Linked DNA regions of Homo sapiens: region 2 is linked to region 1. The links are chromatin contacts, found by Hi-C or POLR2A ChIA-PET in ENCODE. All regions are on one chromosome and are shown on one strand. Each heading gives the region's core, a stretch centred on a gene start or an enhancer-like site at or near the end of the contact. The rest is flanking DNA. Distances are from core to core; before and after follow the strand shown.

Region 1 (6,624 bases), core at 1,905-4,404:
ACATTCTCACACTGAGCAATTATACCAGCAGGCCATTGATTGGGAAGTTGATGTTTGTCTTTTTCCACATGAACAAGGGCAGTCCCATTGCTGGAAGCTAGTGCTCTATCATTTTTAAATAAACAGAATGTTTGTCATTAGCATTTTCTAAAGTATTGGAGATATCTGATCTGGATTTGCTTTTATTTCTTCTTGATCAAATGAAATCTGCAAAGCCTCCATATACTCTTGTGCAATCTTAACACTTACTTAAATCATAGAAGCTCATAGAATCAAAAGTATACTTTTCATAAGAATTTTTAAACCCCAAAATTCCAAACAGGCAGAAATAAATATTACCTAGAGTTCTTGCAGATTTTTCAATGAATGCCTTCCTAATCAAAAGATTATAATTTAAATATTGATTAATTTATCTAGAATTTTAGAAGATTTAGAGTAATATCAACCCAGCTATGGGAAATACAAAAATAAATCATTAAACAAACATTTTATGACTCTTGCTATATCTCAGGAATTATACTGAAGTTTGACAAATAAACGTCTGACCACAAACAATCATAGACCCCTGCCCTCAAGGCTTCACAGTTGGGATATACCCTAAGCAATATCTATTTCAGTTAAGAACACATTGGGCTGCAAGTAACAGAAAATCCTCTGTAAACAGTAGAGTAGGCAACTTGGGAATTACTTTTTTCACATAACAAGAAGTCAGAATGCAACCTTTGGTTTGCCTACTCTATGATGCCATCAGGGACCTGTGTTTTTTCCTTCTTTTCAGCTCCTCTATCCTTAGTATGTTGGCCTCTGTTTCCATGATTGTCTCCTCATGGTGCAATTGAAGACAGTGGCTGTCCCAACCAAGTTTTTCCTCTTTACCAGTAAAGCAAAGGGTTTCTCAGAAATCCCACTCAGACTTTCCTTAGATCTTATTAACTGGAGAGTCAAAGGGCCACTTTTATCTAAAAGACTAAATGAGAACTAATGGGACAAGATCATCATGGCTGGCTTTTAAGTACAAGAATGACAGGAAAGTAATGGTTTAAAAAAATTAATATGGAAATGAAAGAGGAGAAAGGGAGTCAGTAAGACCAAGTGGAGCATTGCTAATATAATTCTGTCATAAGAACAAGAAGGTCTAGGTAATGGATCCTCTTATGATGGCTTAGTTTGTAATACCTTTCATGAAAGAAAAAACATTATGGACAGGTGGTCAGATACTTCCTAAACAACAGTCACAAGTTGCACTGCACTGTGGTGACTGGTATGTCTGTAGCTGCAGGTTAAGCACTATCTCAAGCATAGAGGTGACCCTTGGGGCAAGATAGTGCCTCTGAGCTTCTAAGGGTTACATGTTATAGGTCTGATTTCCACCTTATTCTATACACTCTCTGAAACTTCCAAAGATTCTGCTACATAAATCAACCTCATGCCCAAGTTGGTGGCAGCAGAAATGAACCTTAACTTAGCCCAAAAGGGTTTGAAGAGAACCAAGAAATAAAGCTAGAACCAGATCCAGCACTATCATTATTCTCATGCTACTTTTTAAAGTCTTGTCCACATTAGTCAGTGATAGAAAACTGATGTTAGGAACACTGAGCACCTAAGTGTCACTCACTCTGATCTCTAGTTGCTGCTTCTGATAAATTTCACCAATTAGCACAGGCTTAGAGTCAGATTATCTGGGTTTGAATACCAGTTCTGCTACTTGATAGTGGTGTAATCTTGGGGAAGTGCTTAAATTCTCTGTATTTTTCAATAAAATATTGATCACAATAGCACCTACCTCACAGAATTGTAGTGAGAAAGAAAGTGAGTTAATATTTGAAAGTCCTTGAAAAGTGTGTGGCACATGTCAGCCCTCCCGGAATGTCTGCTATTTTTATTACTGCAGCCATTATTATTCTGGTGTAGAGGTGAACTACCCTGCTTTGGAGGTCATAAAGACCTTGATTCAAATCCTGCCATTATCACTTACTATCCCTATGGCCCTGGACAAGTTAATTCATGGTTCTGAGCCTCAGTTTATTTATCTGTTAAAAAGGGATAATAATGCTTGTTTCATCAAGCTATGGCAAGTATTAAGATGGCATGTGACAGTGCTTAGCACAGGCCCTGACAAATAAGTAATTTGTATTCTTTTTTATCCTCCATGATACACTCTTTTCTCTGGGTTTATCACTAGAACTCCCCCGGGATGATCTGTTACTTATGACTAATCATACTCTGTGTACTTATACCACTAATATTATTTGAGTGAAACAAACTTAAATTCAGCATCAGGAACTACCTTGAAAGGAAAATAGACTCATAAGAGTAGTCTCTTCCAGTTTTGAGAAGAAAAGATGCCATCCTACAAGTATGGTAAAGGTCTTGATGAGGGAGGTAAGACCATGACAGTACCACCATGCCTTCGTCTCACTTCCCCACCACAACTGAGTGATCTAGCCACCCTCTAGAGTTGCTACCACCATTTGTTGGGAAGGCATGAAGTCAAAGAAAAGTTTGAGACCTGGGATAGTTGTCCCCATTTGTCATACCATTGGGATAGCTCTGATCGTCACATTCTTAGAAATGCAAATACTAAGCTCTGAGAAGATACAGTCTTCTTTGTGAATCACCTCCATCCCAATTTTTGACCTCACTTTTAGGTGGGATGTATCTACAGCACAGAGTCTGTGACTCTGAGATACATCAAAGACTATTTGGTGGCCCCTCCTGAAATCAGAAGAGGATGTAATTTGCTGTGGTTTTTGCAACTCTCTTACGCACAGTCCAAGCAAAGAACATTATAGTTTTAGAGTGGATGTGGCTGTCCTTACTCTGGTATACTCACAGGAGAAGGACATTGCTGTCTTCTTTCCTTCCATCTTTGATCACATCACTACTGTATTGTGACCTCTTCTTCCCAGAAGAACAACAGTTTTATCCTCTTAATCTTGTTCAAACTGCCTTCTAACACTGACCACCACCAAAAGATGTTGCTTCGAGAAGAGGCTGAATGGAGAACCTTAAATGCATGGGGAATATTCCTGAGTCTCATTGAAATCAGTTTATCCTGGGTATTACACTTGAATTTAAAGCAAATGTATGCACAGGCAATCCTGGGTGAGCTACTCTGAACAGGAGATGGCAGTAGCAGCCAAGGATTTGGGCAGCCCTTTCTAGTCCTAACAGAGGGGATTTCCTATTGGTTCATTGTCGATTCTGGACTGCAGTTTTGCCTCACCAAAGCCAAGGTGGCTAAATAATATGCCCAAGATCCCAGACCTTGCTGAATTTCACAACTATTGAAGAATTAGAAATTGCTCAAATTGAAGGCTGAACGACCAAGTGAACACTGTGGGGAGCTTTTACTAAGTCTCACTACAGAGGAAGGGAGGAGGCCTCCAGAAAACAAACAGATATGCCCACTTAGATTGGCATTAGTGGGTTTATTGGAAGGAGCAAGGATCGGAGATACAGTGCACATTCTTACTGAGACTTTGAGCAAGTCATTTAGCGAGGTGATTCAGCCCATGCTTTCATGTGGATTCAGGGAATAAAGAAGTCTTCCTCACAGGCTTTACAAAGGGTTCAGTAAGATAACAGCCAGGAAAACTCATTTTGTAAACTATGACATGCTATAAAAATACAAGAAGGACATTTTGGTTGGTTTTAGGTCATTTCTTTGAATTTGTCCTGGCGCCTCCAAATTTCCTAGACCACATTTTTTTCTTTCCTTTTCTTTCTTTTTTTTTTTTTTCCAAGTAATATGGTCAGAAGCTGTTTGACTATGAGTCTATTATTTCTCTGATAATTATAATTTCCCGGAGAGTTATGGCACACAAATTACTTTGTAATAGCTCTAAATTCTTTGCTTTATCCTGAGTCTACAATTATGCACTTATCCATGCTCCTGTCATCTGTGGTACTGATTTATGGAACCTCTGTTCTCTGATCTCCTCATTTCTTACCTCTGCCTCCTTTAAAACTCAAGAAATGTGGCAGCAAGGTCAAATTTCTCATCGGGCCAGCATTACATTCTCAGGTGTAATCATTACCGTCTTAATAAAGCAAGCAGTTAGTTCCACAATGGTCTGTTTAATCCACTAGATAATTGCTAAGCCTTAATTATATAACCCAGCATACTGTCCCTTGCTATAATTCCAGAACCACCATGTTGTGGTTTGAAACATCTATTAATTTGGTGCAAATATTAATTAAAAATTTATTTCTAGCCAAGAATATGATGGATCAAGTGCCATGTATTAAAAAAGGAAAATATAATTAATCTTAACCAATTTCACTTGGAGCAAAAACAATGTAACTGGAAAGTTTTCTGGTAACTGCCACACACTCACAGACTTTTTTCAAAATTTGAAAAAAGGTATGTCTAAATTTTAAAGTATTGCAGTATCAGTTTGGTATTATGGTAGAGGATTTATAAGCCATGCAACTGCACAAAATTTTTGATATCGTTAATAAGGCAAAGATATATTACTTCGCTTTGTTCTGCTTGTGACCTAGAGTGAATTTTATTCATAGCAAAATTAGACCTTACTAGCTTCTTATACCTGAATGGCCTAGAGGTAGAGAAATTTCCAGAACAGCCTTATTAGAGAGTGGGGTGCATGACAAGACCATAATCTAAAGCCAGTTTTCAGTTTTATTATTTACTTTGCTGCCTTGATCATTTTTCTGCACTCATTTGGCTTGAAGGCATAGACATTCCCTGTTGATTATCTCGGCTTGGCAGTGGGTTTCTGCTACACATTTTGATTCCTAATATGGTAGTAGGAGAGGATTTTGTATGAGTTCCAGCGAGTTTCTCTGGGCTTGTGGAATGCAGCAAGGAAAGAATCCTACAGAGATGAAAACATGAACATTTGCATTGATTAAAGAGAAAAAGGAAAGAAAGAAAAAGTATCACTCTAAACTGTTTTTTTTCCTTTTCTTACTCTGTTCACTTCACTTCTAATAATGTCTTACACTTTTGGGGGTGGGAGGAATTAATGCTGTGTGTTCTTTTATTGCTCATATCTTCATGGCCATTTCAAAAATTATTTTGAAATGCTGAGTGTGTTTACAGAGGCAGTGTTAACAAAATAGTTTTCATCATCATCAAGGTTTGAATCCCTGAAGCACCCTATCCCTCTGTTCTACAAATTAGCCACATGAAGAAAACTGAGAGAATAAGTTTCATGTTGCTAAAAGAGAATAATAGGCTGATCATGTATATTCACAGGGTACAAATTACATTGTCTTAATTTTGCAGCAATATGAACTATTACTAAAGAAATACCTTACTTGCCTATCCATCTATTGATTGTGTTGGAGTTCAATACAGTTTTTCTCTCAGGGTCATAAAGCCATTCACAGAATCAGGGGTGTTCAAGGGCGAGAATTCAGTCATGGGTTCTTAGTTTGTGTTTCTGGTTGGGCCAGTAAAGCCCCTTCCTCATCTCTCTTTTCCACTTATCACTACAGATGCAGACTTAAAACCATGGCTTCAGGCTGTTCAAAGTCAAAAAAAAAAAAAAAAAAAAAACAGAACGACAATAATAACAACAAAATAAAGCAGGTTATACAAGCTCGTATGCATCTCAGATGAAGAACTTTCCTCTAGTAATAGGCTCCTTTTCCCTAAATGTATTTACTGAAGGCCTCTGTATTTTAATAAGCTATATTTTCACTGGTTTTAAAACTTCATTATTTTCACCATTATTCACATCCATTTAATGTGTTACTTTTCTATAATTAAGCATTACATTTGGCAGTTATGCCCTCAAAACTGACTATATCAACATTTAAGGTCATGTATTTGTAGGCTTATTGGGGGCTGTATCAAAAAAAAGTCACTAATGAGAGATCATCTACAAATCCAAGAAATTCAGCATGCTAGTGTAGATGTGAAAGTGTGGTTTTCATAATGCTCCAAATATTTTCTTTTTCTGGATAACTTATTTTAAGGAGCCCTTCAGTAAACAGTTCTGATTTGACAGCAATAACCAACCACAAACACAATTAGTCAGTATATTAGATAAGCCCGAGATTGGTTGAAGAATAATGCAAACCTCAAAATAACAATGATGTAAATGACATAGAAATTTATTTCTCTGGAATATGAAATAATGTAAAGATAAGCAGTCCAAAGCTGACATGGGGTCTTCATCTATCACAAGGAACCTAAGCTGCCGTCTTTCTCTTCTGCCGTCCTCAGCATATGGCTTTCATGCCATGGACCTGTGTGGCACATGAGGCTCCAGACAATGAAGAGAAAAAGGGAAAAATAAGTGTGAACCTATGTCCTTTACTGAAAGTCCCACATAGTACTTCCACTTACATCTCGATGGTCATGAATCTAGTCTTGACCACCTGCAAGGGAAGCTGGGAAATGTAGTCTTTTATTGTAGGTGGCAATGTGCCCAGCTAAAAATTAGGGTGCTAAAACTAAGGGAAGGAGGTGAAATGGGTACTGAAGGAGGCAACACCTAGTTTTGGTCATGGTCAGGTTCTCTGGCTCCTTGACTTGCTATCATTGTCAGATCATACAGTGACTTAGCTTTCCATGCATATTCATATTTATTTATATAAATCAAACCTTTTGTGTTTTACTAACATAAATATAAATATTTGAAACAAACA
Region 2 (6,624 bases), core at 2,105-4,604, 370 kb after region 1:
TAGTCAATAGTATTAATTTAGGCTTACTACCAGTCCTCTATCAAAGTTCCAAAATCAAAAGTGCCTTTTTTTTTTTTTTTTTTTGAGACGGAGTCTCACTCTGTTGCCCAGGCTGAAGTGCAGTGGCACAATCTTGGCTCACTACAACCTCTGCCTCCCTGGTTCAAGTGATTCTCCTGTCTCAGCCTCCTGAGTAGCTGGGACTACAGGCGATTGCACCATCATACCTGGCTCATTTTTTATTTTTAGTAGAAACGGGGTTTCGCCCTGTTGGCCAGGCTGGTCTCAAACCCCTGACCTCAGGTGATCCTCCCGCCTGGGCCTCCCAACCATGCCTGGCTAAAAGTGCCTCTTATTTATAGATGTGTTAGCAGGTCGAACCTTGGACAAATCTAAATTGGAAAATGATCTAATATTAAAGTAAACTGTATGTTTCAATGGAATATTACCTTTATATGTATCGCTAAGCCTATGTTTGCAGATAAGAAAAAGCACAGGTTTACTTTAAGAAAAAAAAAAAAAACAATGTTTATGGAAGCGAAATCTTGTGCTACAAAGCAACTACCCTGAAACTCACTGTTATTAATTTTTACCCACTTATTATCATAAAAAAACTAGTTCTCAGATTCTGCATACAGACAGCTTTATGTAAAATATATAAACATTTGTCCAAATTGGTACACAGATTGCATAAATATGGCAATTAAGATTGCATTTACAGATGTGCATGTACAATGCTGTGCAAATTATCACAATATTACAATTTCAGAAATTATTCAAATTGGTATCCAAGTAAAGCAATTAGTGAAAAAATACCCATGCAGAATTTAAATATCTCAGAACAAAATTTAAAATGTCTTCATTAAAAGTTCACACATTTAAAATAGTTTTATTCATTTTATTTGTATATGTCAAAATACATTTTTATTTCCAAAATAGTGGGTTTTGCAACTAGTTTCATGCAGAAACAAGGTCTGCTCAATACTACCAATAAAATCAATATAGCACAGTAGCTGTTCAGTTTTAGATACAAAGAATAAATAACCTAAATACAAAACACTAAAATATTAGAAACATGTATTTAATCATTCTTCACAGGCATCCAAACTTCACAAATATAAACCATAGCATGCCTAACTGTTGTGCAACCAGAACATGTTGCAGTCACTCAAACTGATCAGTTATCTGTATATTTTACCTCCACATAAGACCATGGAAATTCTCAATATTCAGACCTACCATTCATACAGTTCAAATATAACCAAAAATAAAACTCCCACAACTATCCTTGTACCTTTAAAATCAAGAATCCTGAGCTTGGTAGTAAGAGCATAACCTTATATCTTCATAAAACCAATCGAGAGAGAGAGGACTTAAAATCCTGCTTACCAAAACACCCTTCCCCAACCCCAAAGTAATCTAAAATAGGCAGTAGAACACAATGACCTTTTAAAATGAAGGGGTACAAATTCACATTTAATATAGTATACAATACAATCAATAATACAATCAGCTACTATAAGCTTTACAATGTACAATTTATTCAAATGGCTGAACTGTTCAGTGGTTAAGGAGACAGTTATGTGCCAGAAAGATGTAGTATTTTTTGCATGGTTTAATGAAAATATAAAAGCTATTTGTCCAAATAAAAGCCATCGTCACTATGTACTTGGTTTTGCGCTTTTTTTTCCTTAAAAAAAAAAAAAGGCCACTGAAATGTATAAAATGGTCTGAACATGATGGTGGTATCAAAGTCGATGCCTCTTCACATGGCAATAACAGTGCATTTAACATTAACTCACGGGTTAATTCTGCAAATGATTTCATAGCATTACTTTGGCTAGCACAACAGTTTTAGACAGCACTCAGATAAATATAGGTATGTGAAATGTAAAGCAATTATCTTATGCAACTTTAATTATGGTTGAGTACTATCAAGTGAAAACTGAAAATAAAAGCACTTTACAGTAGGAAACTTTTGTAAAGATAGGGCTCCACATAATGTGTAACTTTTAAAGTCTTTATATCACATTGTTAGCAAATTTTGTTTTTTAACACTATCATGGAGTAGCCTACTCTGCATTAGCAGACATTTGAAATAAGAAATAGTCAAGCATGCCATGTGGTGGTCTAAAAATCAAAACAATACACTTATTTGTATATACAGCATCACTCAGTACCTGCTAAAATGAATGTGAAGATTACAGAATCTAACATCTTATACTACAATAAAAAAAAAGTGACCAATGAAGCAGAAAATAGGAATTAAAAGATCTAACCTCAAATGACTTTAAAGCATTCATATAAGAAATAAATGCATATTGCACAAACAGTGAAAGCATATGTTCCACCAAGCAATTCAGTTCCAGGTGGGAGACAACACAGCATTAGCCTAATACATGACAATAATCACAGAAGAGCAAGTGTTCTTTTCTGTAATGAAAAAGCTGTGAAAACATAGAAGACTCTGCCACATGAAGAGTTTAGAAGGAAAAAATACAAACCCAAACTTAGATGAAAAGCCAAAAAATTTAAATATCGAAAAACTCGAAACTGTGGCACATCAAAAAATGTTGAGTAACTGTCTTCTGTGAGAGCTGAAAGTTTTTGTTGACACAAAAGTATTTATGTACAACTAAGGCTTACTGGTTAAATATCTGAGGCATATCTGGCCTTGAACACTTTCCTTATATGCTGGAGCTGTAAACAAGTTTTCTCAGTCATTAAAAAAAAATCTTCTCAGCAGCTGCATTAACATGAAACAATGGTCTTGATTAAAAAAAAAAAACAAAAAACAAACCAACAACAACAAAAACACCCCAGAAAATTAAACAAAATGAAACAAAAATTCTAGATAAGAGGGCATTTGGCAGGATATCCGAAAATGACAGTCTCCAAGGATTCTTCCCAGACTTCCAGTGACTGCCAATTATGGTCCACTGGGTTACTAATATGTGCAATTCCATTACTTGCTGCTTTTTTTTTTTTTATTTGGAAAGTTTGCTTATAACTCTGATCAAGGCCCCATTTTCATCCTTTAGCCTCTGGTTGTCTGCTTTTAGGTCTGGTAACATCTATAAAGAGAAAAATTGAAGATCAAGTTTTACCTTCAATATTAAAAGATAAAACATTATTCTTAATAAATGTTATATTTTCACCACAAAACACATGATCAAGCTTTGTCAGTTATATATATTTCTAGTATCTAAAACATGTATCAGGAAGAAGGAAAAAAACCACACCTGGATTTGTAAAGCTAATTAGTTTCATAAATGCTGGAATGAAAGGTTTATTCTCTCCAAATTTTCCATTGAAATTTACTAAATCACTTGATTTTATGACTCACAAGCACACCACATTCCAGCAGCCAAGACAAGCCTGTTTTTGTTAGGATAGGCTCTTAAAAGAGGTTCCTGTCAGCACCTAAACCAAAGACTTTTGCTTTTATGTATGTCAGACCTAAAATCATAATACTTAATATTGTTCCACAAGAAAGTCAAACTACCTAGGAAAACATTGAGGAAATTAGACTTGTTCTAAATTATTAAAATTCCTTAAACGATTCACCTACAGTAGCTCAGTTTAAAATGCCTAAACAATGTCCGATCCCAGATAGATGCTTATTAAATGGTAACAAGCAATTACTATTATTAGAATAGTGCATCATGTTTAAGCTAAAGTAGAAAGTCTGTATCTATGATCCAACTATTACAAAAATAACCAATTTTGAAGCAAATAGCCTCATATCTTCAAACAACACATCTCAATTTTCTGTTGTTTTACAGACAAATTGATGAAGGGGTGAAAATATTACAAGTTAACTGAATACTCTACTAAGGATGATTAAAACTGTATGTTCTTTGCCAGTTTCACTAGGAAATGAAATAGCTCATATTTTTGGTCCCTAAACCATACTTTCCAAAATAGTCCTCTTTCCTCAGTTTTCAAAATGTATTAGTTTATCTAACTTGATAAAAGTAAAACTTCTATTTGCAAAACTAGGTAAAGCAAAATCTTTAAGAAGATTTAATTTTACGTGGAACCAATATGTTCTTATCTGTGTTCAGAATCTTTAAGATATAAAATATAGTAATATTAAGTTTATTCATTTGAATATTTGTAATATAAACTTAAATATAAACTAATGTGGTTCTGACTTCAAATGACATTATTTTGAAAAACATAATGCATGCTTAATCTTCAGCTTCAAAATATATTAATTATATGTAAAATGTTATATACTGTTGGTTTTCTCTCTAGTAAAGAACTGTAAATAATAGTCATATTTTAAGTCCTAAAATATCTGTATAGCTAAAAAATGTGCAAAAGCTTTACAAAAGTACAGATAAGTCTTTAACTTAAATTCCAAAATCATCCCTAATTTTAATGTAGCTCATCAATTGCAATATACAATTAGTGACAATTTCTAACATTCTAAGAAGCCATGCATAATTAGTTATATGATATGCTCCAGACACAATGGCATTAATTTGTAAAAGTGAGCTCTTACAAAACACGCCTACTAATATAAAAACACCTGCCTGGCTCTACCAAGAAGAAATGATGAAACTAAAAATTATAGGTTCACAGACTGCAGTTGCCTATAGAACCCTGAGCGCTTGGCTACCACTCTTGTCAAGGCCCTATTCTCAGTCAGCAGTCGCTCATTTAACTCCCTCAGAGATTGAATTTGCTTTATTTGGTGCAGGTTCTGCAGGAATCAGAACATAAAGAAATAGGAATAAAAAATAAGAAAATGGAAAAGAGTATAATAAGAATGTAATCACAGGTAATTTTTTAAAAATATTACGTCTTAAAGGAACAAGAGATTCAGAAAGGTAAACACTGTATTCCTAAAATTCTATTTCAAACTAAGTAATACATAAGCAAACAAAATACAAAAGATTTGTCTCCAATCTTCAAAGCCATTCAATAATGGTCTAATAACAAACCAAACAATTTAATAATGAAATATCTAAATCTTGAACTTCTAATTCTGTGGGTACAATATACTTACTATGCACTGGTTCATTAATTCACAATGTGATAAAGATTTTATGAAGGACAGTGTGGTAAGAGGTAATCAATTAACTATGCTACTTGTGAAGACATTCAAAACATAATTATTTCTATAGGTAATATGGAGTTTGATAAAATACAGCTCTGCCTGTTCACTCCCCTAATGTCCTTTACTTTCAAAGGAGAACATTTTATAGTAACCCCCTCCACTACTTACTCGCCAAAAAACATGAAAGTATATAGAAACATAAAGAATAAATAATAAATCCTACATCTTATTATTATTGTCTAACTTTTTCTATACCTGAACAGCAAAAGTGCTACACAAATTAATTATCAAAATAATTCGGGTTTTATTTTTTATTTTATTTTTGCTCCTTCTTTTCATAGGTGTTAAGATTTGGGTTTTAGACCCTCTTCTGGCTCACTAAAACCTGGATTCAGGAAGAAAGAGAAGCACCAGATATAGACAGTTCACAAATTGGGTAATCAGCTTTGAGAACAATTAATGTAAACCATATCTATAATAGTATTTTAAACATTAATACATAAACAGCACTCTCTCTCATAAGTAACATAGTTTACTTACTTTGAGCTCTTCTTCCATTTCAGATATTCTTCTTTCTAGAGCTCTTCGTTCCTAGATCGATTTAAGGTACCAATGTTAGTTATATAATTATTATATTCTTAAGTCTTCTTCTATACTGTGAAATAGTGATACTTCAGAATTAAAGGTCCAATCAGGAGCAGTGTAGAAAAGATGTGATGCCAGTGATATGTAAAGAGCTTTCCAAAATTTGACAAAAATAAATATGAAGATCTTTATCCTTAGAGTACAAGCTCTTAATTTAAAGCTTTGACTTTCTGGGAAGATGCTACATAACATATTCAAACTACTTTTTGAGTTCATGTAAAACTTAGAGTGAATCAATACTCAAGACTGAAGACTGTACAGAGAAGAAAAACAAAACTCACACAAAGATGCAATCATATTACAGTGACAGAAGCAGAAAAGCAAGAAGCAAACATGCCTAAAATATGTGTACTTTGCAATTTCAGAGGAATGTAAGAGAAGCTCATTTCCTCCACTCACAATGTGTACTAGCCATTATTTATCCAACTGACTTTATAGCTTTGTATTTAGGTTGACATTATGTGTAGCATTAATGCAGTGAATGTAATAGAAAAGCAACTGCAGCGTTTATTTTAAACTTGTTTCAAAGAGTGACAGGCAAAGCCAACACACAACACATTATTGCAGTGTACTGTTTTATTCTCCCTTAAATGATAAGCATTCTGGGGTGTTATGCAAAAAGCAAGCAGCAGTAATTGATGAGCTGTAAAACTGGTTAGGTCATACCGCCCAGAAGATACTGACTCTTGCCGGTCACCTTTCAGATACAAACCATTTAAATTTAGTTTAATCACACTGAAACTATTTCCAAGACACTCTTTCCCAGATTAATAAATAATGCTGATATTTAGTCAAGCAGTACATTTACTGTAAATGTTAATGTTTTTAGGGTATGTGATTTTAAAAAGTAGACAGAATCCTACTGATCGTCTTTTAAGTACCATGTTATTCCAACATCGGCATGCCTAAAC

What was found. Hi-C counts contacts between places; a loop is a spot of excess contacts on that map. ChIA-PET counts read pairs that join two places held with the same protein, here RNA polymerase II (POLR2A). Pooled maps may share reads with other maps.
Region 2: a map of IMR-90 shows a loop between it and region 1 (4-fold over the local background). The contact joins two enhancer-like sites. A Hi-C loop is called at or near these places in 1 of 168 maps with a recorded cell type or tissue (IMR-90) and 3 of 50 pooled maps. POLR2A ChIA-PET finds 5 or more read pairs at or near these places in 1 of 52 experiments (endothelial cell of umbilical vein).

The regions. Positions count from the first base shown.
Region 1 is chr12:79,405,002-79,411,625 of GRCh38, forward strand. The region is part of intron 9 of SYT1 (synaptotagmin 1); the gene reads left to right. Among named protein-coding and RNA genes, the nearest start is that of MIR1252, 11 kb to the right of the region's middle. Within about 2 kb of position 3,155, at least 8 of the 41 ENCODE cell types and tissues checked have a DNase peak (open chromatin) inside an H3K27ac peak, as active enhancers do.
Region 2 is chr12:79,772,942-79,779,565 of GRCh38, forward strand. It overlaps PPP1R12A (protein phosphatase 1 regulatory subunit 12A), which reads right to left. Exons shown (of 25, transcript NM_002480.3): 24 at 5,609-5,659; 25 at 627-3,074. The coding sequence ends at 2,988. It overlaps PPP1R12A-AS2 (PPP1R12A antisense RNA 2), which reads left to right. Exons shown (of 7, transcript NR_187531.1): 6 at 5,410-5,504; 7 at 5,632-6,624. Among named protein-coding and RNA genes, the nearest start is that of PAWR, 85 kb to the left of the region's middle. Within about 2 kb of position 3,355, at least 2 of the 41 ENCODE cell types and tissues checked have a DNase peak (open chromatin) inside an H3K27ac peak, as active enhancers do.